5 separate regions of the Mus musculus genome follow, and regions 1, 3, 4 and 5 are each linked to region 2. The links are chromatin loops, found by intact Hi-C in ENCODE. Cell type or tissue: left cerebral cortex. All regions are shown on one strand. Links, peaks and the distances in the headings refer to the core of each region. The heading gives the core; the rest is flanking DNA.

Region 1 (6,190 bases), core at 482-5,481, 110 kb after region 2:
TGCCTGCTCTGTGAGGCTCTCTGGTCTCCTCTCACTAACTTCTGTCATGCTTATTGTATAAAGCATAATTAATTTTCTGTATATATACATATAATTAAATTTTCTTCAATTAAGTCATAATTATCTCAAGGAAAAGATACTCTTTGGTTTCTCAACACAGTGGGACTGGTGAATTTATTTCCCCTCTTATTTTCCTCAAATGAAGTACTTTAGGGGAAAATAAATTTTCTCAGCTCATATTGAAGCAATCATACTGACAGCTTTCTGTGAAATTGTTAGTTAAACTACTGTTTTCTCTGACGGTCACACTCAGGAGAGGAAGCTAGAGCCACTAGCTCTCATCTAAGTAGGAATGCCTCCTTTTAATTAAAAATATGAGCCCCCTTGATGCTGGTGATTGTACACTTGACACTATACCTAACAGAAACTATCTGCATCGCCTGACACTTCTAAGTACATTTACATTAATCACAGTCAGCAGCATAGCCATGAAGTTAGAAATTGCTTTATGGCTCTCTGTGGCATATGCCATTTCTGTGGTTTGTTCGTAGTTAATTGAGGTAAGTATAGATTCCAGGGCACTTTAGCATAACTCCATTTCTCAAAAATCTCACACTCTTTTATTTCACTAGAGCTGCCCTAAATGAGGTTTGTTTTGTTTTGTTTTGTTTTGTTTTTTCCCTTAAGAAATGTCACTGTTTTCCTTATTAGCACACAGAATAATTTTTGACTTGGTTTGAAGGCAAGTGTGCAGAAACAGAGAAGTGACCATGTGACCTCCAGTGACCCCCATGTAATTGCCATAAATACAACAAAATGCTAAAATTTCATACTAATGAAGACAAGTTTATAATCAATACAAACATACAAAAGCCATGTAGCATAAAGAAAATACTGCAGAAAATGAAGTGCAACCTCTTTCCCTTAGAGTGTGGAAAGTTTTTTCCTCTCCATTGGGGCCTTCTCTTGTTTCCTTTGAAATTTATATCAAAGCATTCTATGATCCATGTATATTTTAGATTTACAAGAAATAATATAAGCAGAGTATCTGTAATCTGAAAATGTGAAATGCAAAGAATTTGATTGACCTGGTACCACAAGTGAAAAATATCCATATCCAACCTAGATGACCTGTCACAGCCAAAACTCAGGCACATTAACATATCCTAAAACACAGTTGTGAATGCTGTATAAGCAAAATATAAATGAAAGCACACATATGTGAATAAAAGATATAAATTATACATGACTGAGTACCACATTTAAACTTGAACTACATTTCCAACATGAATATTTTAAATATGTCCCATTCCAAATACATCCCCCTAAGTAAAAGGAACACCCACAAATCTAAACCAATTTTCACCCAGGCTATTTGGATAAGGTCCACTCAACCTGTACACCGAATTTTTTCATGTTCAGGAAACCTTACAAACCCTTCCTTTGTAGTTCTACCAGCCATCCATAATGTTAATAATCCCAGAAAATACCCATTTGCTCAGCCTAAAACAACCATCAAAGAAAATTCACTCACTAAATGTCCTGCCTGTCTATGATGAAATAGTCTAAAATGCTATACAACATACAATACAACAATCTCCGCACTCCTTACATGATTTTATGAACAGGTCTGTATTCTACGTCATAGTAGACTTGACAATAAGACTTTGATCATAGTCCCTTTTTGCTTTTATGTGTTTAGCCTAAAGCATCCAATTCCTTTAATCGATGTTCATATAGAGCCTCCTTGATCATTGTACTTATTGTTGTCTGGGACCCCTCCAGGTCTTTCTTGTTTAAGAAGTGGTGGTCGGGAGAATAGAGATGACTCCAGTTCTTATGCAATCATGGATGATGTCTCCTGGTTTGTTTCCAGGGCTCTTTGTGAGGTAGGCCATTGGTGCTCTGGGCGGGGGGAGGCAATCTGAAATCATTTCTTACTTGTGTGCATCAGAGAGTTCATCTTTTACAAGTTGACATTCAAATAATCAAGAACTCATCCTTTGATTTATTCCTGCACCCGGCAGCTTTTTTTCCGCATCACAGTTAGTAAGTTCAGTTGGAGAGATTTGTTCCTTTAAAGTTTTTTTTTAATATTACCAGTCTTTCAGGGCAGCCTTCCTCAGAGGTCGCCCTACCACCATGTTTACCCCCGTCAGTCTCACATTTTGCTTCCTGTCTTTCAGGGAGTCCTTAACACACAATAAAAGCGTTTTCCCCAAAGACATGGGAACTATTTTTAAAAGTGTCTTTTATCAAATAGTTTATTTTTACAGTGTGTATTAAAGCAATCTGACCGTGTTTTACAAATTCCAACATCTTGTCCTGGGAACTAGTGAAAGCAATTTTTCACATATTTCTACTGAATGCATTTAAATGCAAGAGAATTCCACTGATCTCTAGGCATTAGCAAGTTAGAGTTGCCAGTTATAGAGCCTGGTCCCTCACCTCACGACATTCTGTATCTGGAATTTCTTTGTAGATTTTTTTTTTTCCTTTTTACAGCTGGCTTTGTATTCTCTGTTTGTTTGGGTTAGTTGGTTTCCTAAAAGGTAAAATATGAAGGCTACCCAAAATGAATATGATACCAATATATCCATGTACTTATAGATAGGAAACTACTCAGATAATGTTGTATGATGCTGTGTTTATTTAAATTAAGGTTACAAAATAATTGTAACTCACAGTAAGAAAAGAAGGTTCATTTTCGGATCTTAGAGTATGTGACAGTATGAGAACTTCATTGAAGTCACTGGAACCACACAGACCCCCTCCTCCGCATGTACCCATGGTCCTTATATACTAACACTTATTGTAGCATTTGTAAAGATGCGCCATCAGTCAGGACTCCTAAAACATATTGAGACAGCATGCAAGGATGTAACATCCCCACAATTGATGACCATCCAAAACTGGGAAACAAATGCTAAGTTGTATTCTGGAGTACAGTTGTCAGCCATGTTCACAATATCTGCACTACAGTCTTTATATCACGTACAGAACACAAAGCATGAGCTCTGCATCTGCTTTCTCTCAGTCAAGGGTACAGATGAGCTTCAAATTCCAAAGGCCAGCGCCTTAGAATCACTCTGTTAATGGTCAGCATTGCCCTCTAGTGGCAAGCACGACTAACCACAGCTTTGTCCTCCTTCAGTGACCCCAGAGGGCAGCCAGACGGGGCAGATTTGAGGAAGAGAAAAAGTACCAATGTTGGCAACACCAATTATCAAATGGAACCAGATTTTGACATTTATGATTTTTTTTTTTAGCATGAGCATTTTTTTCCAGTCTCTGGTGGAAGCCTGGAGGTTCATGGAGCCTGATGGAAAAACTAAGGATACTGGTCTGAAGTGTGTGTGTGTGTGTGTGTGTGTGTGTGTGTGTGTGTGTGTGACGTGACCTCAGGAGGTCTCTCAGGATCTCATGTAAACTAAAGAGTGTAAGTGTAGATCTTGCATGTGTGCAGGTCTTGTATATGTGTAGAACTTGCATTTTGCAGATCTTGCATATGTACAGATCTTGCATGTGTGAAGATCTTGTATATGTGTAGATCTTTCATTTGTATAGATCTTGCACGTGTGAAGATCTTGCATATGTGTAGATCTTTCATGTGTGTATATCTTGCATGTGTGCAGACCTTGTATATGTGAAGATCTTGCATATGTGTAGATCTTGCATGTGTGAAGATCTTGTATATGTGTAGATCTTTCATGTGTGTAGATCTTGCATGTGTGCAGATCTTGTATATGTGTAGATCTTGCATGTGTGAAGATCTTGTATATGTGTAGATCTTTCATATGTGTAGATCTTGCATGTGTGATCTTGCATATGTACAGATCTTGCATGAGTGAAGATCTTATATATGTGTAGATCTTGCATGTGTGAAGATCTTGTATATGTATAGATCTTTCATGTGTGTAGATCTTGCATGTGTGTAGATCCTGCATGGGTCTCCTTTTATTGTCTTCATATGTTGCATGACAAACTAAGAAAGACAGTGATCAGTCAGTCAAAAGCAGAATCAAAAGCTCCTTTATTCAGAAAAGTGATGAGACTTTAGAGATGAAAAGAGAAGAGGAAGAGAGAATAGTTTCTACCTCCATTTCCAGGTACAAAGGAAACAAAGAGGGAGGGGGAAACTCTTTAGTTTCCTAACTCTCTTAGAGAAATCAAGCACACACATACATATAAATAAATATGTAAAGAAACAAAACAAAACAATACAAAAGAGGAAACACATACTTAGGCTGAATACAAATATGGAGCCTTTAACTTTCTCCAAGAGGTGGTCAAAACTAGGTAACTTAGTAATGAATCATCTATTGCAGTTATTTTGTGTATGGCTGTATGTACATGCAAGCATGTGTGTGCAGGTACAAATGTATACATGATATGGAAGCCAGAGGACAACCTTGGAATCTCAAGAGCCTTCCACCTTTGTTTTGATACAGAATCTAGAACTTGCCAAGTAGATTAGGCTAGCTGTCCAGAGAGCCCCAGGAGCCCACCTGATGCTGCCTCCCTAGCTCTTAGATGACATCCATAGGCAACCATAGCTGGTTTTTTGTATGAGCTCTGGATCCTCCTGTTTCACTGATGGAGCGCTCTCACCAGCCCTGTTGCAATCACTTTTGACGAGAAGCAAAAAAACAGATGCAGAAATGTGACTTGGCTCCTTGAGATCCTAAGTCAGCCAGGAGAATGCTGTGATTTGGATCCCTGCTTGGGGAGCACTTTTTCATCCTGTGGATGTGGCACACCTAATGACAGCAAAACATCTGTTCACCTTGACACCTGCCTTTGAAGAAAACCAAAAGCCAGATAAGCTCCCGCACATGCTCCAGCCAGGTCTGATGATCCTCTGAAAGGTCTGAGGAAAGTAAATCCCAGGGATCAAATATCAGCGCTCACTCCTTGAGGACTTACCTGTTCACAAGGTCAGGCTAGGCAACGTATTCGTAAATGCAGCAACAGTATAGGCTGGCAAATAGCCTTCGTAACCGCAAAGGGATTCTTGGTCCTGAGGAAAAGAAAGACCATGTTTTGACTTTCAGGATTTCTACAACTCCAAGAAGATTTATAATTCTATAAATCAGAATACTGCCACAATGGAGAGGCCCAGAGAGGCTAAGGGAATTACTCAAAGACACACAGCTCTTCAGTGGCTTAGTCATATGCATCATCTAATTCAATTACTATTAACTGGACGCTTGGAGGGCTTTGGATTTGTACAAACCTGCTGTGGTTTGGGAGCAAGTGAGAAGCACGCTGCTCAGTGTCTTTGGAACGTACTTCAATGAAGTGACGCTTGGGTAGCTGCTTGATGAATGAGTTTTCCAACTGCTTCTTATTCTAACATAGCCGTAGAGCAATAATGACGACGTTACATTGTTTCCCTGGTGCCTCCTAAATCCTTGCTACATCCACTAACTTTGGTATGACACTCATATTCTATATCCTAAATGTTTTGTTTAAAATGACTTAAATATCTCATAATATTCTGTCTCCAAAACAAAAAAAGGAGCATATCTCAATAAAAAGCTTTTATCGTGAACTCTGTGACACTGGGAATCTCCTTTCATTGGCCTGGTTAGGATGGCCATGTCTAATTTGACCTGAGTTTCCGCTAAATTATACTTGAAATCTTTCTCTGGTTAGATTGTTTGAATATCAGATGAATCTTTTCGTGTGACATGAATAAATACAGAGTTACAGAAAGGACAGAAAAATATATAAAGCATTTGTTATGCCACTGGAGAAAATAACATTTTTAATACAGAAAGATATATATATATATATATATATATATATATATATATATATATATATATATATATATCAAGTTTTCAGTTTGGCAACTGAACATCCTGTAATAGTATATAAAGTAGTAAAATTGAAAACTCAGGTTTATTTATAAATTGACTTCCAGTTAATATAAGTGCTTCGAGTGAGAAATGTCCCCCATAGGATCCTGTATTTGAAATCTTGGCCACTAGTTGGCAGCACTGTTTGCATGAGGTTATGGGACTTTTCAAGCATGAAGCCTCACTGGAAGAAATATGTCACAGAGAGCTTCGAGAAGTTATACCCTCGTGTTCTCTCTCTAGGCTGGCTGTGTGAGAAGCGTGATCACCCAGCCCCCAGCCTTGACAACCTGCTGCTGCCACGACTGCTTAGCCACTGTGGATTC
Region 2 (6,190 bases), core at 711-5,710:
GAGAGAGGTAGAATATGCAAAAATTATGTATGTATGTATGTATGTATGTATGTGTGTGTGTACACGTGTACACATATATATAGCTTCTTATTTTCCTTTAACTCTTTTAAAGTCCTGGGATTGAAGCCTTTGCAGTCCTTTAAAGAAATAGCTGACATTTTTGATATTTCAAAACACTGGGAAGCATTTTCAAATTGCAAAAGCAGCGCAGGAGCACACATGCGCGCGCGCGCGCGCACACACACACACACACACACACACACACACACACACACACACACACACACACACCAGGCACTCAGGCCATGAGAGGGCAGTAGGGGGCCAGGCTCAGGCCTGAGTCTTTTCTGGCTGTCCAGCCTTCTCTGCCAGCCTTCCCTCTGCCTCCTGGGCTGTGGGCAGCTAGCTATAGCTGACGACAGCGTGCTGAAAGCGGGGGCAGCCTCAACTCTGAGCGAACCAGAAACTGCATCTGCGGAGCGTGGAACTCTGTCTGTAGTTGACACGTGTGAGAGGTGTATGTGCTGTTTTGGCAAACTGGTATTCGATTTGGGCTTCCCACAAAAGAAGCAGAAGGTGGAGCTGCGGTGGTTCCCAGTGCCCACAGAGCCCCCTCTTCTGGCCACCGCGCATGGACCACACTTGGTACCCAGTGCGCGCGCGCGCTTTGCTTCAGTCCGCTCTGGGTGTCTGTGTAACCCTTTGTAAAGGACCGTCCACCTATCTGCCTATGTGACCGACATCAAGACGCACGTGGGAAATACCCTCTCTCAAAATCGGCTTTGGTATCCCTGCTGCTTTGCAGGCACTTAAGAAACTGTCATTGTCACCTCATTATTTTCTTCCTGCCAATTGATTTATTCGCAGTTCTATTTGAGTGAGAAATGCAAGTCTACTGCGGATCTTGCCTGCCAGTGCTGAGAGTTTGGCAGAGAAAGTGCAAAAGAGAGCAAATCCCCTTCTCGCCATTGTAAAATGTTTTGGGTGCCTGAGATCCAAATTTTCACTGCACTGTGACATCCCGCGCTGTCACTTATACCAGTTATGAGTTTGGAGCATACACAAACTTTTCATTTGAAGTCAACAGGTCCTATCTTCCAGAGTTGTGAAGATTAAATAAGTGAACACTTAGAATCAAGGCTAGCACATCCCATTTGCTATGTCAGCTCCTGTTCACATCCATTGCAGCCTCCTGTTGGATGGAAGGACCATTCTGGCCCCTTTGCCAAAGAAACGCACTAGATCTTTAAAAGTACTCATGTCTCAACACAAAGATGAGACAGAACTCTAAACCTCCCGCTGTAACCCAGCATCCCAGCGACCAGCAAAACACCCAAGTCCTGGTACCCCTGCAGACCCAGCTTCAGCAACCCCCTCCCAAATAGCCAGAAGCGCCACACCTGGCTTGGGCAAGGCTTTGACTTTTGCAGGGCTCAAAGGCAAGCTGCAGATGCAAAAGCTCTGATCCCTACCTCTCCTGGCTGAAGAGTGTGTTTGGGGGGGTTTCCTACCTGCCCCAGGCTTTTGCCCTTCTTACTGCCGCCGAAAGCCAGTCCTTGGTTCATGCCTGCAGATCGGTTGGCTGACTGAGCAGGAGTCTCCCCTCCTAGAGAGGACTTGATGGAGTTGAGTTTGGCCCGCGAGCTGCCTAGCTGTGAGCTCTCCACCATCAGCACCGCGGCCAGTAGGAGAAGGCAGCGGGATGAATCCTTGACCCGCATCAGCGCGGCCATCTCCGGGTAAGGGGTTCCCGGAGTTGGGTGGAGCCCTGAAAAGATGGGAATGCCAGGGGAGTGAGGACGCCCGCCGACACTCAACCCCTCACGTGGGGCGCGTGGGCTCCTCACAGACACAGTTCCCCCAACCCTTCCTGGATCAGACACTCGGGACTCTTAAGAACTTAGTCTCAAGCCTCAAGCCTGGAGCAAACGCGACCCCAGCGAGACCCGCTCCTCTGACGGGCAGGAAGTTCTGCAGTCCCTGGAAGCAATCAAAGGCCAGACGCCTTCTCGCCAAGGAGGCGTGACCCAAGGTGCTGTTAGACCCAGCCCTGCAGATCGCCCTGCCGGCTTCGTTTGGTGTTCAGCACCTTTGCGCTTTTGCACGATTTTCCGCGGTGATGGAATCCTCCCTTAACCGCGCACAGGGTTCTCCCCAGCTGCTGCTTCTTTTTCTTTTTCTTCCTTTCTTTTCTCTTGTTTCCCCCGGCTCCTCTGCTCCTCTGTCCTCTCCTGTGCTTTAGCTCTCAACCTTTGCACCACTCAAGTCCCTCTTTTCCAGGTCCGCGGGGTTTGTGACTGGTGATCAGAGTCTCCCCCAACCCCTCCACCGGACTCTGGAGAGCTGAGGCGAGCGGAGGTCCCAGCAAGCGCACTCCCACTGGTGCGGTTAGGAGTTGTCCCTTGGTTCACACGGGGCCACTAAGCCCTGCCAGCGAAGCAGTGATGCGCTGCGCGGAGGGCCAGTGCTCTCTTGCTGCTCTCCCCCGCCCTCTTAGCTTTTTATAGCTTTCCTCAGTGGGTTTTCCTCCGCCCCCAATTCAAGAGTGACAAAGAGTGAAAACGTTTCTCTCCCCCACCCCACGCTCCCGCTTGCCTCCCCTTCCCCCAGCAGGCGCTCTTTCTGAGGCTGTCTCTCCTGCCTCTCACCTTTCCTACCCTCCCATCCCTCCTTCACTCTACAACTAAAAACTTGGGGTTCACCTCCAGAAGAACACGGGAAAGCTCTTCCTGGACGATCACAGCTCCGAGAGTGAATGGGAGTTTGGAAACAGGCAGAAATGAAGAGGAAAAGTTGTCCCTATTTGTGGTGACTGCCACTAACCATGGCTTCTTACTTCTCCCACCCAGCTTCAGCCTCCAGCTAGGAGCGCTGGAAAAGCTCTGGAGAACATCTGCAAGTTAACTTGGTGGACTGTGTACAGCCCAGTTAGATTTTAGCCTGAGCCTCTCGGTTAATGTGCTGTGTGAGACTGTCTGGCTGTAGGTGCTTTATGGGGTTCCGCTTCGAATAGGGGGGGGGAGATGAACAAAGGGGGAGGCAAGAGGACTAAAGGAAGAGGGGCGAAAAGACCAAAGAAAGAGGAGGGGGAATAAGGGACCATTCTTCCCCCGTTGAAGTGCTTGAATCTTTCTGTTTTCCTCATCCCTCGCCCAACCCGATATACACATTACACTTTAATCCAAACAAGGAGTGAGGAAGGGGATAATGACCCGACTTGTGCTACCTCAAGGCTTGATGAGGCACTTTTAGGGTGCCAACGCGTCCTCTGCAAAGAGGAAATCCCAGGCAAGAATAAAAAGCCTGATGGGGAACCGGGTGGGTGGTGAAGTGGGCCAGAAACTTCTGGTCCTGCCTCTTGAGCGCTGCCCCGCTCGTTCCCCCACCCCCACTCCCACCCCTCCCCCGCCCGGAGGCCTTGGCTAGCCTTTCAAGTCAGTCTTTGAGGCTCGGAGTTCTCTGCACTGTTCCACAGAGGCAGAGGGCCACCGAGCGAACCACTCTGACGCGCTGACTGGCTTGCAGCACTTGGGGGCGCCAGTAGCAGCAATCAGCCAGGAGCACAAACACTGCAGGAGACAAGCTTTGCCAGCAAGCTCTGGGTTAGGAGAGGTTTGGTCACCCAGGAGACCAGGAGCAAAGGTTGCTGCTTGTGTCTTTAGCAGTTCAGTCATGCAATCCCTAGCAGTGTCCTTGAGCCAAAATGGAGTCAGACAGAGGTCGTCCGCTGTGATGAACTGACTCCAGTAGCACACTCTAGAATTTTGAGGTTTAGGTCTCCTCTTTCACACCTAATTCTGGCATATACCAACCTGTCCAGGACTCTAATTTAACGCTAAGGGGAAGGGGGTAAGGGTAAGGACGTTAATATTTTCCACCAAGCACGCCAAGACTTAAGGTGTGCATCAAGAGCTGGGAGGTCCTGGGCAGAGTCGGTTATTCACTTTCCTGACCTGTGAGTCAGCCTGTCCAGAAATTTTCATATACACAATGCACACAATGCCTTGAGGTTTTTTTTTTTTTTTAAATACACAACCAACTAGAAAATAAAAACACGTTTTCTCCAGATTGGCCTATTGCCTTAAAGTAAAACAAATGTGCTGATTGATTATTGATTGATTGATTGATTGATCGATTGATTTACTTTTTGATTTATTCTTGAGGACATATACTAGTTACATTGCCCAAACTTAGGCTCCAAGCTAGTAATCCTCCTGTCTCCACCCCTTTCCCCCCCCTTGCCTCTTCTATCTCCTCCTCCTCCTCCTCCTCCTCAGTGCTTCAGTGCTGAAATTCCAAACAACTGCCATCACTCTTGTTTCACTTTTTAAATGCATAAGAATAACATGGGTGACTCTTGAAGAACAGACTCCTGTGACATGTGCCAGTTCTACAAATCTAAGATAATGAGGATGGCAGTTATCAAGGGCTGGGTGGAAGGAAGAGTAGGACATTACTGTAGCAATAGACACAAAGTCACCATACATCATGATAAATAAACCCTAGACATTTGCTAAATCACATCGTGTCTAGAGCAAATGATAATGAAATAAACATCCAACATTGCCTAAAGGGGAAGATCTCGTGGCAAATGTCTTTACAATGATAAATAACATACATGGACATATAATTTTAGGCAACAAAAGGTGTGTGTGCCTTGTCAACTCAAGAACAAATTTGTATGGTTTAAGGATAAGAAGGTTCTAATGGAACACAGGGGGGGTGGGGAGGAGGAGGAAAGTGTTCTGTATATTGTGAATAAGTTCTTTGTCTTTACAGATAGTGTCTTTTTGCTTTTGTTTAGACTTGATTTATCAATCAGAAACATTACAAAAATTCAGGAAATTAAGTTAGAAATGTGCTAATTGGGATATTTTAAAGAATATCTTACCATTTTTGCAACTTTGATTTCTTATTAGTGCATGTATGAGAGGTGTGTGTCTGGTATGGCCCATGCAGAGGTCAGAGGGGTTATGGAGTTGACTCAGTCTACAGTGATTTGGACTTTGGTCATCAGACTTACACAAAAGGGTCTTTAATAGCTGACCCACCCCTGACAAGTATTTTATAGCAAAAGAAAATGCAATATGATCAGAAAATTAATTTCAATCACAATGTACTTCCTGTACAAATCCATGAGGGCCATAATAAGGAATCCTTTTTGAAGCCAACACAGAACTGTACAAACTCTATGAATAAATTAAACATATAGTTTACACTAGGCATTCAAGTTCACACTAGGCATGGTGGCACAAGCACTCAGGAAACAGAGGTAGGTGATCGTTGTGAGTTCCAGGCCTGCCAAGGATATACAGTGAGACTCTGCCTCAAAAGAAAAATATTCACATAAATTTTTCTTTTAAAAATATCCTTGTGATCGCTTCGGCAGTACATATACTAAAATTGGAACGATACAGAGAAGATTAGCATGGTACCTGCGCAAGGATGACACACAAATTCGTGAAGCGTTCCATATTTATATAAAAAAATATCCTTGTGCATTAAGCAAAATCAAATGTATGGGATCAAACAATTAAATATAAACAACCACATCTTAGACTAAAAAGGGAGTGAAAACTGTTTTCATTGATAACCCAAATATTATCTATACAGTTATTTGATAGTCACATATAGTAAACATACAAGGAGATGCAAAATCAATAACTGAATAATCACATGCCTTGGGCTGCCATCATGAGTCCACACGTTTCCTCCTTGTGTGCTTACTTAAACAGGAAGACGCACCTTCGTATTTTACTTGGGAGGATTGGTTTCTAGATATCTGGCAATAACATAATTAGAGAACAGATGCATAAATAGAAGATTGTGCATAAGTCAAGTCAAATCTCTTCTGTTCAGAAGGAAGTGTGTGGACACTTCATTCTTTGGCTGGACATTCCCTCCCCTCTCTCTTCCTCTAGCTCTGGGCCATGTTGGCCCCATTAAAAAGAAACCACTTTCTCAGCAGTTGTTCCAAAACTAGATTTCCTTATAATACTTAACCCTAAAACAGGATTTACCCTTTATATTCTCATTTACAGTTCCTTACTAAGTCACTCCATCATCATGCCTCCTGGATTAGTATCTCCTGAAATTGCTGCACAGTTAGTAAGTGTGGGACCCTGTGAACAGAAGTGAGTGGATAGAGACCATGGCCTTGATGAAGCTTACATCCCACTGTCAAACTCTT
Region 3 (6,190 bases), core at 653-5,652, 380 kb after region 2:
GGAAGTTCCTGTGGCTCACCCTGGATTCCACACCACTGTGGGGAAGACAGAAAAGGAAGCCGAGTAGATTCCACCCATGGCCTCCAGGAATCAGAAGGAATACCTGTGTTAGAGCTGCTCGTTTTGGCTTGTCATTTCATCTGAGCCCCAGTCACCTACATTCCAAGTTTGCCTTCCCCCAGGAGCTAATCTTGTTGGAATGCCCTGCCAGGCACAGCCACAGGCCTGTTTAACTAACCTCGGAAGTGCTTCTCAGTCAATCAAGTTAATCAATTTAGGATTAACTACTAGATTCCCAACGAGGACATCTAATCAAGTAAACCTGGTTTGAAAGCAAGCAGCCAGGACAGAAATGAAGTTCCCATGAGCAGTGCTCCCTGTGTTGAGAAGGGCCGCAGCCAAAGGGCAGCTACAAAGTGTAGACATGGGAGAGAATCTGCTTCAATGTTCTAGACAGTTCAAGGAGGCACATCCTGTGCTGAGAAGATAACTATGCTCAGCTTCCTTGGTGCTGATTTGATTTCAGCTTTATTACTAGGTATATTTAGAAGCTAATAACAATCATTGATTTAGAAGTTTATTTCAAAATTAGGTCACTATGGTTTGTTTTCATTGGTTTCTAAAGAGCTTTTTGGATGTTTCTCAAGCCCAAGTCTGAACGCCCAGTGTCTATACATCCACTGAAATATGAAGCTAGAAGTAAGTGTAACATCTATGTGATGCTGAAAACAATACGATAACTGGAGAGGAGGTGTGGGCCGGGGATCCCACTAGTCAGGGGATCATGAATCCCAAGTTAGTCAGAGATATATAGCAAGGAGATGACTCCAAAGAAGGAGAAGGAAGAAAAAGAGGAGAATGAGAATAGGAAGAAAAAAAAAACCAATGTATTCTAAAAATTCTTTAGCCCTCTCTTAGTATTCATTTGCTTGGAAAATTCAGTAATCTGCCTCCACTTACCCTATTCTACATTTATCTCTCTAGGCAGCCCTATCCATTTACTATAGCTGAAACAACTATCTAAACCATTATTACTGAAAGACCCATTTCCAACTACTGAGCATCTGTAGATATTCTTGGGGGAGAGGGGGAATCATGTAAGAAGAACAAACTAGCACTCATGGAACATCTACAAAGCTGTAGATACCTTGTATCTAAGTCATCACCATGTCACCCCCAGAACTATATCTGATGGATACTGACTTCTTGCCTTGAACAGCCTGTCTTTCATCCAACTGCAGTAACAGGCGAAAATCAAAAAGCAACCTGGGCTCCTTGCTCATGCTAGACCATAGTCAACCAGCCACACCGTAGATGCTACCTCGAAGTGACTTTTAATATGGTCCTTTGTCTATATCATTTCTGCCAATGTTTCAGTTCTCACTGTTTTTGCCTGGGTCTCTGTAAGAAATTCGCCTTTTTCTCTCATAGTGATCTGGTTGGTCTTCAGCAGGAAGAATTATTTTTTAAAAATGCAAATGTAATCATGTTTTTCCCTTAAAAATCTAACTACTATCAATTTTCCTTCCAAAAGATCTAACCACATCTATGGCCAGTCCCTTTGCCCATCACCAGCACTGGCCTATACACATTTCCCAACATGTAACTCTTAAAATAGAGGATGCTTTTCTTGTGGCCTCTTCCTCTTCAGCTTTCCAAGGACTCCTTCTCCATGCCAGGTGAGGTCTACAGACACCTACCATGCATGCTTTTCTTCAGCATTCATTTCTGTCTCTTTGTCTCACAGACAATCACTCAAACATTTATCCTGAGCATCCAGCCTAGCACCTGCAACACTAGGCTCAGAAGAATTGCCAGCAGGGAAACCATCTGCAAAAAGACAAGAATGAAACGGGGTTCAACCCGATTTTGGTACCAGTGCTGGGCCAGAGATTCTAGAGTCTGACCTCAGCTTGTATATTTTTGCCATATGTGAGCAAAGCACAATTTGGGGGGAGGGGGTGCAATTTTTTTCAGAAAACAGTTACATTACATGTTTACATTGAAGCTCTTTACAAAGTCCATATGACTTGGTCCATAGATAGGTTCTTGATAATGTAGACACATGCTCAAGACAAGGATCTATCGAGAATGAGTGAGGTAAATGCAATACCTGACCCTAAGATAACATGTCTGATGTAAAGTACAAATGACATCTCTCACATGGATGAGGTTTATGACCTAGAGGTGATGCTCAAAGTTCTAGGGGGGAAAGGTCTGGGATAAACAAACATAATATTCTGAGCAATATGGGCAGAGCCTGCCTCATTGGGCAGCAAAGGATGAACGGGCTGTAAACTACATTCATTCCCAACATTCCAGGTGGACAGATTAAACATCTCATTTCTCTGATGAATGCCTACTAGCTTAACTTCCATGGCTTCTCCAGTGCTTATCTTTGTGCACAAGTACTTCATGCCCTCTACGAATGTGTATGAGGAAGTATGCCCTAAAATCCCCTTAGCCACCTCTGTCAAGTCTGCAGGGCAGGAGCAATGGAATGGCAGAGAGGCGGTGAGGGACAGAGGAGAAAAGAATCAATCATAGCACAAGTTCTGCATGCTCCTAACTGAATCCTTACCGGTTACACATTAATTCGTGGATGGAGAATATCCCTCCACCTTTCACTCAAGCCTAGTTCAAATTAAAAGTTGGTTGACTAAAATAGGTAAGTTTTACAGACATAAAAAGAGATCCTCTATGACAAGACTGTGTATAGGAAGCTGGGGGCTTTTGTTTGTTTCTTTGTTTGTTTGTTTCTTTGCTTCTTTGTTTTTTTGAAATCACAAGACTTTGAGGTCAAAGATCAAGTGTCCATAAATGTGTGGGTTTATTTCTGGGTCTTCAATTCTATTGCATTGAGCATACAAAAATCATACAAAAGACCTTGGCAAATCCAGGAGGTAATTGGGTTTATTCTCTAGCCCACACTGCCTCCCAGTGGGAAGTTTTCTAGGCAAGGATTTACTGAAGGCAAGTCTATGCTGTAAAATGATTGTAACTAGGCTTTGTGTCACTTAATGCTTGAAGTTCATTCCCAAACACTGGGTTATGTGTGAGTGCCCATGAGTGAATGGTTCTTTGATACCCATGGTGATGTTGGAATGGAACAAAAGCCTTTTCACCTAAGAATCCCTGAGAAACGACCTTTATATCCTAAAGGCCTTCATTGTTTGTGTTATTCATGTGGACTATTATCAGCTAATGTCCCTAAGAATCCCAAACTGAAAAGACATAACTTCCACTTGTCATGTGCTCAATATGACCTTCTTAGCACGATACTTAGTTATAATAACTGAAAATTCAATAAATTGCCACTGAAACTAATGATTGCTTCCACACCTGGATATTCTCCTGTTGTGACACCTTTAAAACCTAGATTATATCAGGTATGCCTCTAAGTATTAAGATTTTTCTGACAGGACCCTGATATAGCTATCTCCTGTGAAGCTATGTCAGTTCCTGGCAAATATAGAAGTGGATGCTCACAGTCATCTATTGGATGGAACACAGGGCCTCCAATGAAGGAGCTAGAGAAAGTACCCAAGGAGCTGAAGGAGTCTGCAATCCTATAGGAGGAACAACAATATGAACTAACCAGTACCCCCAGAGCTTATGTCTCTAGCTGCATATGTAGCAGAAGATGGCCTAGTCAGCCATCAATGGGAGGAGAGACCCTTGGTCTTGCGAAGATCATATTTCCCAGTACAGGGGCATGCCAGGGCCAGGAAGCAGGAGTGGATGGATTGGGGAGCAGGGCGGGGGTAGGGTATAGAGGACTTTCAGAGAGGAAACTAGGAAATTTGAAATGTAAACAAAGAAAATATCTAATTAAAAATGTGTACCTTGTTTAAGAAATACCCGTGGGGAGGGGCCTGGAGAGATGGCTTGGTGGTTAAGAGCCCTTTGCTGCTCTTTAAGACCTAGGTTTGGTTCCCACCACCCACAAGGTGGCTCACAACCATCCTTAACTCCAATTCCAGGGGATCCAATGCTCTCTTCTGAAGGTACCAGGCACAGACATACATGCAAACAAAACATAAAATAAAATGATAATAAAAACAAAATAAGTATCTCAAAGGACTAGGGCACACATGAGGCACGGGTTCAATTCTCCACAATCATCAAAAGAGAAAGGAAGTAGTTCAGAGGTTACTTCCGTTTACCTGCCAGAGAAGGGAAGTCACGTGATACTCTTAGTACAGACGCATCAAAAACAGAAGAAAATGGTTTTAAGTCTTTGGTTTCCATAAAAGACTCTGGGCAGTTTCCAGAAGTGAAGCAATTGCTCATGATCCACCTCAATGCAGCTATCGGAAGGCTCCGCCTTTGAATTCCCAGAATCTCAGAAGGATTCAGATTCATTACTCGTGGATTTCCTGCCTAGCTCCCTTTGAAGTGCTTCTAGGAGCCGTGCTATTATTTGAACGCTGTCAGTAAATAGTTACTATTTCCTTGGTGCCTGTCAAGTTGCTTTCCTTCTTGTGACCTTAAACTCCAGTGTCCTGGCTAAGATTCCATGAGTATTTCCATGCCCAGTCTGCAGCTCGAGCGCATATTACACAGTCCTCCTCACGCTCTGGCCGGATCTCCACAACAAAGAAATCGCTGCCACGTTATTGACATGTAGCTGAAACTTCATTTCTATTTTACAAGTGTCCAGTTGTTTTATTTACTACGCACATATGCAAAGAAAACCTCCAACAACTTTTTATTTTTTTAATGATGGACAATGAAAGACCACATGTCACCCATATGACAAGCACATGATTTCTTCTGTTTTGTGCTGGTATTATTGAAGCAAAGACCACAGAGATTAATAAAGGGGGGGGGCAGGCATGATGCTTTATTATGAGCAACCAGAGACACCAGTCTGAGACTTTGGGAGAGAAAGGTAGCCTGAGGGGAGGGTTAGGACAGAAGGAGGGGAGCACTGAGTGACTCCATCTGGCTACACATCAAAATGAAAAGCAGAGCATACAAATCCCAAGCACAGGCTAAAGGGGAAAGGGACGTTGCTGACCTGAGAAATGCACAAGAAGTACAGCAAGGCTCCTTCTCCAGGCCTAAGAAGATTAACCAAAGGGGTCCATCCGCAGGGCCAGATCTCCCCTAGAGAAGTCAAATGAGAGCACGTCCATTTTCACTTCCTCACTCACTTGGGCTTCAAAGGTACAGAAGTAGCCAGCCCTGTTGGTGTAGCCTGTGATGTTAGTTACAAGAAGTTGAGGCAAAGGGATTATAAATTCAAGGCCACGTCATATAACAAAGTAAGACCCTGCCCCAAAATAAAAGGTGAAAGAGGTCTAGGGTAGAGCCGGGCGTGATGGCACATGCCTTTAATCCCAGCACTCAAGAGGCAGAGGCAGGTGGATTTCTGAGTTCGAGGCCAGTCTGGTCTACAGAGTGAGCTCCAGGACATCCAGGGCTATACAGAGAAACCCTGTCTCAAAATAATAATAATAATAATAATAATAATAATAATAATAATAATAACAACAACAACAACAACAAAAGAGGTCTAGGGATAACCCAGTGATAAAGCAATTGCCTAGCATATGTAAGTCCTTGGGTTCAATGCCACTAATAGAATACGAAATCTTGATCAAGTTTACCTGCCCAGGGTACAGTTTTTCCTTATAGTGCAAATGGAGGGAGTGCATTAGGTAATTCCAAGGGAAATTCTTGCCCTGAAAATTCTAAAATCAGGAATGTGTGGTTAGAAGAAGGCCAGAAAGGCTTTCAAAGATAACCAGATGGATTCTTTGTTTCCCTCAAAACCCAATACTCTTATGAGTGTTGTCCTCTCTGAAACTCTTTGAAGTTTGATTACCACTGTAATAGTACTAAGAGGTGAGGTTTTAAAAATGACTGGGCCATACAGGTCCTGCTTTTGTGGACAGAAATGAAGGCATAATAAAAGGAGATCCGAGGGGATCTCTGTGGTCCCATCTCAAAGGAAAGCTGGAATACAAGCTAAAGGGGAAAAGAAGATTTCCGGCCTCTCTTGCCCTCTGACCATGCGAGGACAGGAGTTCTCCCCCTTCAGAGGACACAGCACGAGGACCAGGTGCTAGCACAATGGTTATGGGCTCCCCATCCTCTAGAAATATAAGAGATAAATGTCTGTTCTCTCCAAAGCCCAATCTGTACTATTCCCTCCCAGCATCATGAGGAGCAAAGATCAATC
Region 4 (6,190 bases), core at 626-5,625, 270 kb after region 2:
ACTGTGATAGACACATAAACCATCTTCTGTGCCTTCATTGAGCTCTGAATAGAAGCTCACCAAATGACTCTGACCTTTCTCTGATGATGTATACCCACCATACCTCCTCCACTCTTCTCAGTGTAGTATGTAAGATCCACCTATGGAACATGTATTTGCCTCTGCTGGAATTCCTGATTTCAGCTCCATTTGTGGTCACTGTTTATCACAGTATATCTTTTGCAGTATCTATTAAACCTGCAAACATCTCCCCAAGTTTTGGCTTCGTGGTGAGTCTTCCCATAAGTTTATTTGAAATTTTATCTCTCTCAATTCAGGTAAAAATGTCCTCTGTCATACTCCTCTGCAAATGTGGTGATTTCTGAAAATGTATTCAATCTCATTCCCAATCCATTTACTATGGGAATCTCCTGGTGTGGGAAGGATGGGAGGCTCAGAAAAGAGGCAGAAGACAGGGTAAAGGAGGGAAGGAACATCTGAGGGGTTGTGGGGAAAACTACCAGAGTAGATGCTTTTAAAATATATACATAAGTGAAAGAAATATAAATGGGATCACAAAATAAAAGAGAGAGACAATGCCGGGCGTGATGGCGCACGCCTTTAATCCCAGCACTCGGGAGGCAGAAGACAGGCAGATTTCTGAGTTCGAGGCCAGCCTGATCTACAGAGTGAGTTCCAGGACAGCCAGGGCTATACAGAGAAACCCTGTCTCAAAAAGGGGGGGGGGCAGGGAGATAAAGCCCCACCTGGACATCTCTTGCTTTCTTCTATGAAGGAATAGGTTATATTTCATCAAATTGGTCTAAGCATCCCATGGGAGTCCCCCCCCCCCAAAAAAAAAAAACCCAGGTTTTTGTCAAGGCTTTTGGTTTCTCTCTACAAACTGATGGAAAGGTCTTATTGCTGAAGTCAACACCTACATTAAACATGGTGAAGTTGATCTGGTGCCTATCTTACTGACTAATGTTCATGTTACTGCAAGTTACTCTATACACTCTCAGAAGAGAAACAGAAATACTGACCTAACTACAAGCCCTTTGATCTACAGTGGTGACCTACCTGCAAGATGTGCTGATGTGGTAGTGTCACAAAACTGTAGGATTAACCAACCTTTATCTGATTGGATTAAAATTCACTCCACAGATTGAATTTATTCCTGACACTGCTCCTGTGGCCAAGAACTTGAGACTTAGATAGGCTATACACCTAAGAGAAACCCCCAAACTACTGTTATATAGAGGAGTATAGCAATAAAATGACTCCTCACAACCTTCTGCTATGCTCCTGTATCAGTGCTTTGCTCAGTCAGCATCCAAGAAGCTTCCTCCTGCAGCAGATGGGAACAAATAAAGAGAGCCACAACTGCAGAGAGAGACCTTGGAAAACTCAGTCTTAAATGGGATGTCTTCACGAAATCCCTCCTTCCAGGGCTCACTCAGGAAACTCTGCAGAAGAAGAGGCAGAAAGACTCTAAGAGCCAGTAGGGATGGAAGACACCAATGAAACAAGGTCTTCTAGATACAACAGGACTGGTGTATCTATGAGCTCAAAGAGTCTGTGACAGAATACACAGATCCTGCACAGAACCAAGTCAGAGGGGGATCCCAGCACTGTGAGGGGAAGGTGGGCACAAGCCCACATCCCCAAGTCAGAAACTACCCTGTTTGATAACCACGCACAACGCGAAAAATTAGTTTTCTTTAACAGAGTCTCACTGGACATGCAAACCATACTTAAGAACAGGTTCCCATCCTAGCAGAAAATAACAAACAGATAACAAAGTCAATGGTATATTTGGAGGGGTCTTGTTTTGTTTTGTTGTTTCTCATAATGCTTTGTTTAGGTTCTTTTTTTGAACTTTAGAGGGCTTTTACTTATATGTTAGGATTTCTGGGTTTTGTATATTAATAGCATGTATGTGTGCATGAATGTTCTTCTCTGTGTCTATCTTTGGCTCTTTCCTTTTTATGCTTGCATTTTTTGTCTTATTCTGGTATAGTTTGTTTGTTTGTTTGTTTGTTTGTTTTAAATCTTATTTTTTTAGATGCCTGTTTGTTTTGTAATGAGAGAGAGCAAAATAAGAGTGTGGATTTGGGTGGTGGTAGAATGTTGGGGAGGATCTGGGAGAAATTAGGAATGGGGGACCCCTTAATCAGAATATCTTGTATGAAAAAACAATATTTTCAAAAGGAAATCTTCCCTGACAGCCCCCTCTGCAGTCACCTTGTTATCCGTTGCTTAATCTCCACACCAAGGCAGACTCGACAGGGTTTTTTTAGGTCACCCAGCCTCATGCCCTGGCTTACCCTGGCCTTTTAGCACAGGCTGTTCTGAAGTTCACACTTCCATGCCTGTCTGCTCAGTCACACTGTAAACTTCTACAGAACAGAGACCGATGTAGTCATGGTCCCACCCCACACAACAATAACCAAGTGAGTAACTGAAATGAACTGAGATTAATGTTCTTGGGAGGCAACACACAGTGATTTCAGTTTCTGCAAGTGGACAAGAGGTGAGGTAATAAGGCCAAAGATGTGAATTTTGGTGCTGCCCCCAACCGTGGCTTTTAGGTCCATCGGACAAAAAGTTAATGTGGAGGCCTCTTCCAGGTCCTTAAGACTGCAAGGTAAGCGAAGCGCTCCGGAGAACCTGAGTGGTTAACATAGCAGGTTTCCAGGCTCCATCTGCTGGTTAAATTGAGGAAAAATTTAGAGGTCCCTGAAATAGCAGAGTGAAGGCTTCAGATTTTGTCACATCTTACGTGTGACTATGGAAGAAAACAACTGAAAAACTACAGTTTGTAAAGAGAGGAGTCATCTAAAAGACAGAAAACTGGGAAACAAAAACAGATATTGATAATATGGGCCAACATGTTTCAGCAGGTCTGGACACCAACCCCCAAGTCTGACAACTGAGTTTGATCCCCAAGGTCCACGTATGGAAGAAAAGATACAATCCTAAAGTTTTGCCCCTGGTCTCCAGCTAAAGTACATGTATATCCACAAACATATACACACATGTAATACTGCAAGGGCATGACTGTAGTAGAAAATTGTACCATGCATTTTGGACATGCATGCACAAGTACTGTGGAAACCGACTCCAATTGCCCCTACCTCTGGTGGCTCCATACACCCCCCAATGTATCTCAGGGCTCATTTCTACAATCGATGGTGTATCATAAGGTCATGTTGTGTCACTTCCTAGATAGGAGTGCAAAAACTGAGGCTTTTGTTTTGGGCACTCTGTCATGTATATTCTCTCTCTCTCTCTCTCTCTCTCTCTCTCTCTCTCTCTCTCTGCTCTGAGACAACTGTCTAGTCATTCTATGATGACATAAGAATGTTCAGGCAGCCTAACAGTCAGGCCTTGGGAGGACACTATGCTATGCTCCATTCAAGTCTTCAGAGCAGAGTCTGCGGCACCGAGTATATTCACTGCGGAGGAGTCCAACAGCTCTAGTCAAACAAGCTGCAACCATGTTTAATTCCTGACGCATAGAAACTATAAAATATTCAATGCTTGCTCTCCTTGGACCTTAGGATTTGGCATTATTTGCTATACAGCACAGAAAGCTAACACCTCTGCATATATACACATAATTCTTGGGTGTGTTCAAATATCTCTAAAATGTTCATAACCACCTCGACTATTTTTTTTTCAAAGCCACTGGCATTTCCATGCACTGCATTTTCTCTGATATACCTACCTCAATGGAATAAGATTCAAAAGTGGGGCTGGGGAAATGGCTCAGCCATTAAAGGCATTACTTGCTATGCAAGCACTAAGACCGAGTTCAGTCCCGAGCACCCGTGTAGAGCATGACATGCCAGCATGTGCGTATTATCTCAGCACTATGTAGGCAGGGACAAGAGGATGCCTGGAGCTTGCTAGCCAGACAGACTATCCAAATCATAAAATCCAGGTTCAGCTGGAGAACCTATATCAACAAATGAGATGAAGTATAATTCAGAAAGGCATTTGATGTTGAGCACTGCCCTCCACGGGCACTTACACACATATGCACAGGCATCCATGTACATATTTGTATACATGTACACAAATACACCACATCCATGAGGAAAATAAATTTGAAGATTATAAAATGCATTTTATAGGGTTTAGGATATTGTTTGAAAAAAGACTGTAGGCCTTAAAATGTCATGTGTGGTCTACAGTATATTAGAATATGTGAAAGATATAACCCTTGCTGGAGATGACAAATAAATATTATTTTCATAATAAGTTAGTCGTTAGTAAGCCTCCTCAACTCTGGGGAATAGCCATGGAAACGTGTTTTTTTTGACATAAGGGTAGAAATGCTATCTTAACTTTGATAAAAGGTAATTTAAGAAAACATTTTCCAGTGAGATTCGATTTAATGCTTGAAATCTTGAAGATGTTAAACTAGATCTGAAAATAAATTCGTCTTGACCTAATTAAAAGTTTGAGAACCATATAATAGGCCTCCGCTCTAAATCCAGTAGATAACTTTTAATAAATTGAAACCTAGAAACACTCTTAAGATCAACGTTTCTTCATCTTAGCAAAATAGGAAACATTGTTTCAGACAAGGAAAGGTAAATCAAATACATTGTCTTCCAAGCACCTAAACTAGTGGAGTTCAGCACTCCAATTTACAAAGCTTAGAAACAAACAGCAAACCTGGTAGTACAGGGACTCTCTCTGTCTTGCTCTGTCTCTGTCTCTCTGTCTCTCTCTCTCTCTCTCTCTCTCTCCCTCCCTCTCTCTCTCTCTTTCTTCTTCCTTCCTCTCTCCCTTCTCCCCTTGCCTCTGTGTTTTTTTTTTCAAAGAAATCTTACAACTTCCTAGGATTTTGAGGTCTGTAGGAATAGGTCTTAGTCAGGATTAAAACGTCTGCTCCTTTAGCTCCACTAAAGCCTGTGACAGCATCCTTCACATGCTGCCATGTGAATGGTTCATTAAACAAATAGCCAGACTACAAATGGGAGAATAAAATCTGAGCCTCTCACCGTCTTTCCCTATCACATGCTTATCATGTTTCTCCTCATTCTTCTCCCAGACAGTATATTCCAGCCTCAGTTTCCCCTTTCTCCACTCCTCCAGGCTCTTCCCCCACCTCCCATCTCCCCCAGATTCACTCCTCCTGGGCTTTCCCTCAGAAAGTAGCAGGCCTAACAAGGGGGCCATTATCCAGCTTATCATTTTTCAAGGTTTAATTCCTGTAACTTGGAATTGGGAACTTGGGGGCGGGGGTGGGAGGGTAGCACTACAATACAGAATGTAAAGAGCTACATTTCAAGGAGATGTTAAGGACATGTTTCCCTTTGTGACATTATCCTAGGACAAATTTACCACCTTTAGACACAATAGCTCACACAGAATCAGACCACTTAGTTATGAATGAAATACATGTGTTTCTTTAAATATAGATTGGCATCAAGAAAGCTTATCCAATATAAACACTGTATGAATGAAGATCTGATGAACTGTAGGAGAGCAAATAATGGATTATTTATAATTTCGTGCAAATGCCTATAATGGAAATGAATTCACAAAATATCCAAACTAGTAGTAATTACCTACTGCACATTTATATTAAGCTTGCTACAACCAGAAAAACACAAAGAGTAATTTTGCTACTCCTGTCAATGTTTTGCATGGTACCTTCTACATAAAAGGCGCACAACAGACACATTTGGAGTGGGGAAGAAGAAGAGGGAAGGGGACCAAAGGGGTAAAGAAAAAGAGAGGGAAGAAGGATGGAAGACAGGAAGGTATATGTAGTGAGGCACAGTCCACTTAAAAGCCACATGGAACAAAGTGATAAATTCTTTTGAGCTATTAGTCAATTCAAATAAAAAAGGGATTGATTAATGTTCCCTCTGGACTCTGGGTGTTCAACACAATGTGAATTTGTCAGGTCTGAAACACTTTGTGCCAAAACTCTATGACTCCTCACAGTAAGGAATCGTTCCCTCCCCCATGTGATGGGAGATAAAGATGATGGTGGGGGAGGGGCAGTGAAGAGAATGGGAAAGGGTAGCTTGTGGGCCAAGAAACCCAAAGACCCTATAGACTCTCACCTGGAAAGCCTCTGACATAGGCCCCGTCGTTCAGGAACAGGAGAAGGGGGCAGATGACTACTCCCCTGCTTTCGGTGCTTGAAAGAAAAGAAAATATAAAAAAAAAAGAAAAGAAAAGAAAA
Region 5 (5,000 bases), core at 1-5,000, 490 kb after region 2:
TTATTTTCAAAAATAAATTCTGTTAAGCATTAATAAGTCTAAGGGTTTCTAGTTTATGTAAAATCTTTCAGCGCACTGATAATGTTCTTCACAAAAAAGCTTGTCAGCACTTCCGTTTGGCCTGGAAAAGTTCTCTTGATGAGATATGAACAGCTGTAAACCTACTTCTTCAAGCCCTCTTACAGTGCGCGTACAGAGAGCCTCCCTCCTCTGCCATGGCCTTGGAGCTCTTGGCACTTGGAAGATCAGAGTATACGGTGTGGGAAGAAATGCCGTGGGGTGTCCACAAAGCCAGTCTCAGCCCCACCCTGGGAAGAGCCACTCTCCAGTTGCTTGTTTTGCCATTTCTTTGCTGTATTACACGGTGGAAGGGTTGGGGAGGGCACCTGGGGCGGGGGGTTACTGAAACTCTCCCTTCTCCCACATTTATTGGTGGATAGCTGTCAACAATCTAGAGAGGTCAGAAGAGAGGCACTTAGTAAGCGTCCTTCCAACTCCATCTGATACAATGCGTATCTAATAAGTATTCTAATTTCTAGCTGGTTTCCTCTGCCAAGATGCAGCTCCCAAAAACCAATGACTCACGGCAGTAGGGCCGGCCCACTGCGATGTTCCAAGCCCATGGCTGAAGCTGTTGGAGTAGTACTCTTTCCTCAAATAGGGGCAAGCCCTGTCTCTTCAGAAACACAACGGAGGGTCACCTGACTCTGCTTGCCTGAGCACAGCAAGATCTTGCAAAGGAGCCAGTGTTGCTACAACTAAAAGGCTCCTTCGACCAGACCACATCAGCCCACAGACACACAAATGATCTGTGGAGAAAGCTGCGTGTCTCCAAGGTGACTAGGGAGAGGCAGAGATAACACCAGTGACTCCAAACGATCTCAGAAAGGAATTCAGTCGCAAGCACTGTGCTTCATACATACATACGCGAGTTTAGTCATATGTGCCTTCAAATGTCAACATGGAGGCGATAGTTATGTTTTCAAAATCAAGCCGCCGGAAAATATTTTTATTTTTCGACCGAAGTAATTTTTCATCACATGCATTCAACAAAATTCTTCCCTTTGCAGGTTCATATCTAACGATATTTTAAATGGATTTTAGCCTTACAATGTGGTATATATACATTTCTTCTGGAGGAGAACCAATGCTAAATATAAGATCAAGAGTTTGCTTCTGCTGGAGAGATGGCTCGGTGGGTAAGAGCACTGACTACTCTTCTAAAGGTCCTGAGTTCAAATCCCAGCAACCACGTGGTGGCTCACAACCGTCTGTAATGAGATCTGACGCCCTCTGCTGGTGCGTATGAAGTCAGCGACAGTGTCCTTATGTATAATAATAAATAAATCTTTAAAAACAAAAAAGAGTTTGCTTCCGTTTTCTTCTGAAAAGATGAAGCAAATGCTTCTGGAATGAATACAAACACCATGAGCAAGGGGGAGCACTCCAGGGGAGCACCAAACACCTGCTCCTGAGCACTGGGGAGCACTCCAGGGGAGCACCAAGCACCTGCTCCTGAGCACTGGGGAGCACTCCAGGGGAGCACCAAGCACCTGCTCCTGAGCACTGGGGAGCACTCCAGGGGAGCACCAAGCACCTGCTCCGTGGAGGCGAGCCCTACAAAGTCTGTGTAGAGCCGAGGCAACTACTTAACAGAAGTACAAAGTGAACCTTAAAAGTGCAGACACAGGGCTGGAGAGCCGGCTCGGCGGCTCAGAGCCCTGGCTGCTCTTCCACAGGATCTGGATTCAATCCGCAGCATCCACATGGCGGGTCACAGCCATCTGTAGCTGCAGTTTCAGGGGATCCGATGCCGCCTTCTGGTCTCTGCAGGCACGAGGCACACACATGGTGCACAGACAGAGTTGCAGACAAAACACCCATACACATATTTTTTTTTTTTTATTTTAAATGCAGACACAGCCAGTTTCTACCACATTCTAATCCAAACCTCTGTCTCTAAAACCAGCACTAAACACCCAAAAGGACTGATACTCGCTCGAAGTGAGACTGGCTACCTAAGGGACAGAACGTGGAGTCCCTGCCACATGAATTGACTGTTTTATTTAGGATTCCTTAGGATTTCCACAGACTCACCTAGCTATCAGAAACACCATGTCTCTCTTATCGTTCACATAATCCATTGTATTTCAGCAAATTTCCTTTCAAACAAACAAACAAACAAACAGATGGCTAGCCAGAGAAAGTCTTCACCTAGACACCTCACCCATCTAAGAGGGCCCCATGTTCCAGTGTGAGAGAAATAGGGACTCAGGCTGCCCAAGTGTCCAAGCAGAGCTCAGTGAACAGTTCACACATTTGCCCATCATGATGGTTGCGTTTTATACCTTCAAGTACAGAAAATTACATGCTATGAATTGTAAATACTTATTCAATTTAAAAGATGGACACCCCATTTCTTTTTTAATTGACTAAACACGACCTCAGACTGACGGATGCTACACCCACATCCTTGTTCGGGCAACTGTTTTCTGCTTGGAAACTGGTGGGCACGGCGCTCAATCATCACCCAGAACTAGCGATTCTAGTCCTCTCATTTGACTCTCCCTGTAGAAGCCGGAGCATGTTAACAGACAGTGGTTCCACGCTTCAAGGCTTTTTCTCTATGTATCTGCTGCACTTTCGTCTGGAGCCAGATCTGCCCAGCAGATTGAATGCTGGGGCCCGTCCGTGCACATTTTCATGCAACTATTAAGTTTCTATCGTCTCAACTCCATGCATCCGAAGCACGAGCAAACGACATCCTGGCAGCACTTTAAAACCGAGCTCCAGAGTCTGGTTTTTATGTGCAGTATAAAATCCATTTAGAGCACTAACCCACCATTTTGTAAGAAGACAAACCTTTAAATAATTTATAGCACTAGTAAATCCAGAGTTCCTGGTAGATTTAAAAACAGCATTTAAAATATCACTTTAGATTAAAACCAGCGGCAAGAAGCCTGCTCCCTTGTGTTCTCACAGGCCAAGTTAAAATGCAATACTAGCAGGCCATCTAGTGACCACTCAAGGGGTAGTGGAAAGAAAAGACAAAGCCACCCGCTTACTTGTCTTCTATTGTCTTGAATAAATGCTTGCATTTGAATCAAGTTAAGAAAACAACAGTCCTCGGATAAAGGATGAGACATGTATATTTTTATGTGAGTGACTGTATGGAGCAACCAGACGGGAAGAGAAATTAGAATCTAAAGTACTCACATAAAAAAGACCTCATGGCTGTAATACCCCACTTTTCTTGAAAATGCAAAATAAATATTTATCTTCCCTGGTGACAGTAAATTAAGAATACCAGTTAAAGATGGGTGGTGGTGGCACAAACCTTTAATCCCCGCTCTCTGGAGGCACAGGCTGGAGGATCTCTGAGAGTTCGAGGCCAGCCTGGTCTACAGAATGAGTTCCAGGACAGCCAGAGCTGGACAGCAGAGCTGCACAGAAGAACTCTGTCTCAGAAAACTGAAAATAAAATAAAACAGGTAGAAGCCATTTTAAGGAGAGTCTCCCCAGAACAGTGGTAATTTTAAAAACAAAAACAAAATCTGCCACTACTGTTCCCATGGGCACAGCCTTTTAAGCTCCTTCATTCTCTCAAAAGTCCCAGGAGGTGCTCGCTTCTTCTCTCTACCCAAAGCCACAGCATAGTGCAAAACCCATTATATATTTGGTCTTTGTCCCCAGGTCCTAGCACAGAACTATGAGCTTTGAATCCCCTAAGTGGTAACATCTTTCATATGGAGAAATTCATGGTTGATGTCTCCTGGACAGCTTCAGGATTGGGTTTTGTCAGCAGAACGATTACCTTGTTCGCAGGCTGGTATCTTGCAGCCTCACCTCTAGCCTACTCCACTAGTCACTGCCCAGAGGAAGCCTCCATGAGTACCCCCTAAACGATAGAGTTCAAAGGCTTCTGGGCCGCTCTATATGCAGGGGTGCTAAAACAGAGAGCCAAAAGAAGGCATGGAAACTTGGTTCACTATGCCCCACACTACCCTATACATCCCGTCCATAAAGCTCTTCCTGAATTGATAATAAACCAATTAGCAACAATCAATACTCTCCCGAGTCATTCTGACCAATTACAGAGCATGAAGAGAGGCACCCCAGGTTATATAAGCAGCTGGCAGAGAGTGGGTGACTTCGACAACTGCACTCATGACTCCTCTCTCGACAAGCAATGTTCTGAGACTGGGCCTTAACCTGTGATCCAGGAAGGATCAGAACTGACTGGAACTCTTGGGAGACTCCGACGAAACCAGAGGTAAGAGCATTGGCAGCTGTGAGGAAAAACAAGCAAAGCCCCTAAGAACTGACCCTTAGTTTATTTCAGAAATGAAGTTGTCATTATAAAGAGCATCTTATTAGGATTCCAACAAAGAAAAGGAGCTCCTGCATATGTGATAACATGAGCTGCCTGCGCAGGCGACTGCTGCCGCACAGCCAGCAGCCCTGCACAAAATCACCTGTGCAAGCCTACCTGCCCACCTGTGCAAGCCTACCTGCCCACCTGTGCAAGCCTACCTGCCCACCTGTGCAAGCCTATCTGCCCACCTGTGCAAGCCTACCTGCCCACCTGTGCAAGCCTATCTGCCATCCACGTTAATGATCCGTGCAGCCTAAGACAACGGTGTCGAAAAGACCTTGAAAGCCTCCCCACTTAGCCCTTAAAAATCCACACCTTTCATCATAGCACTCTGGAGACAGAGGCAAGCAGGTCTCTTCAAGTTCAAGGCCAACCTAGTCTACATAGCAAGTTCGAGGTCAGCCAGGAAGACTTTATCTTAAAAATAAATAAATAGTAAAACTCACAGGTACATCCCTCAGTAGTTAATAATGCTTGCTGCTCTTAGAGGACGCAAGGTCAGTTTCTGGGCATTCGTGCTGGGCAGCAAACACACACACACATACACACACAACACACAAATAAACCTATAAACAGAAATGGCCCACAAAGACCTTACTTCCCATATTATAGAACATTTCTCATC

Evidence for each region. Hi-C counts contacts between places; a loop is a spot of excess contacts. Peaks named below come from ENCODE experiments on the same cell type or tissue, not always from the same donor. Only the 100,000 strongest peaks of a DNase experiment are listed, where the experiment ranks them.
Region 1: it touches region 2 in a loop (7-fold over the local background); 14 of 42 quality-filtered maps call a loop at or near these places.
Region 3: a loop joins it to region 2, with 3 times the contacts of the local background. A loop is called at or near these places in 2 of 42 quality-filtered maps.
Region 4: it touches region 2 in a loop (4-fold over the local background); 8 of 42 quality-filtered maps call a loop at or near these places.
Region 5: it touches region 2 in a loop (5-fold over the local background); 6 of 42 quality-filtered maps call a loop at or near these places.

What each region holds. Positions count from the first base shown.
Region 1 is chr3:131,973,059-131,979,248 of GRCm38, reverse strand. Gm29865 (a long non-coding RNA gene) reads right to left here. Exons shown (of 3, transcript XR_376086.3): 2 at 4,927-5,020. Among named protein-coding and RNA genes, the nearest start is that of Gm29949, 31 kb to the left of the region's middle. In left cerebral cortex, for the core only: a CTCF peak has its summit at 3,113 (motif pointing left); a DNase peak (open chromatin) is centred at 3,085.
Region 2 is chr3:132,081,576-132,087,765 of GRCm38, reverse strand. It overlaps Dkk2 (dickkopf WNT signaling pathway inhibitor 2), which reads right to left and starts at 2,474. Exons shown (of 4, transcript NM_020265.4): 1 at 1,512-2,474. The coding sequence starts at 1,733. It overlaps Gm22421 (a small nuclear RNA gene), which reads left to right and starts at 5,374; the gene lies at 5,374-5,480. In left cerebral cortex, for the core only: a CTCF peak has its summit at 3,524; DNase peaks (open chromatin) are centred at 1,887, 2,487, 2,820, 3,527 and 2 more places; H3K4me3 peaks cover 1,965 bases.
Region 3 is chr3:131,700,086-131,706,275 of GRCm38, reverse strand. No RefSeq gene overlaps it. Among named protein-coding and RNA genes, the nearest start is that of Gm36917, 120 kb to the right of the region's middle. In left cerebral cortex, for the core only: a CTCF peak has its summit at 2,946; a DNase peak (open chromatin) is centred at 2,938.
Region 4 is chr3:131,809,650-131,815,839 of GRCm38, reverse strand. No RefSeq gene overlaps it. Among named protein-coding and RNA genes, the nearest start is that of Gm29865, 80 kb to the left of the region's middle. In left cerebral cortex, for the core only: a CTCF peak has its summit at 2,683 (motif pointing left); a DNase peak (open chromatin) is centred at 2,661.
Region 5 is chr3:131,591,338-131,596,337 of GRCm38, reverse strand. The region is part of intron 5 of Papss1 (3'-phosphoadenosine 5'-phosphosulfate synthase 1); the gene reads right to left. Among named protein-coding and RNA genes, the nearest start is that of Gm36917, 6.3 kb to the right of the region's middle. In left cerebral cortex, for the core only: CTCF peaks have their summits at 1,292 (motif pointing left) and 2,998; DNase peaks (open chromatin) are centred at 1,801, 2,732 and 2,963.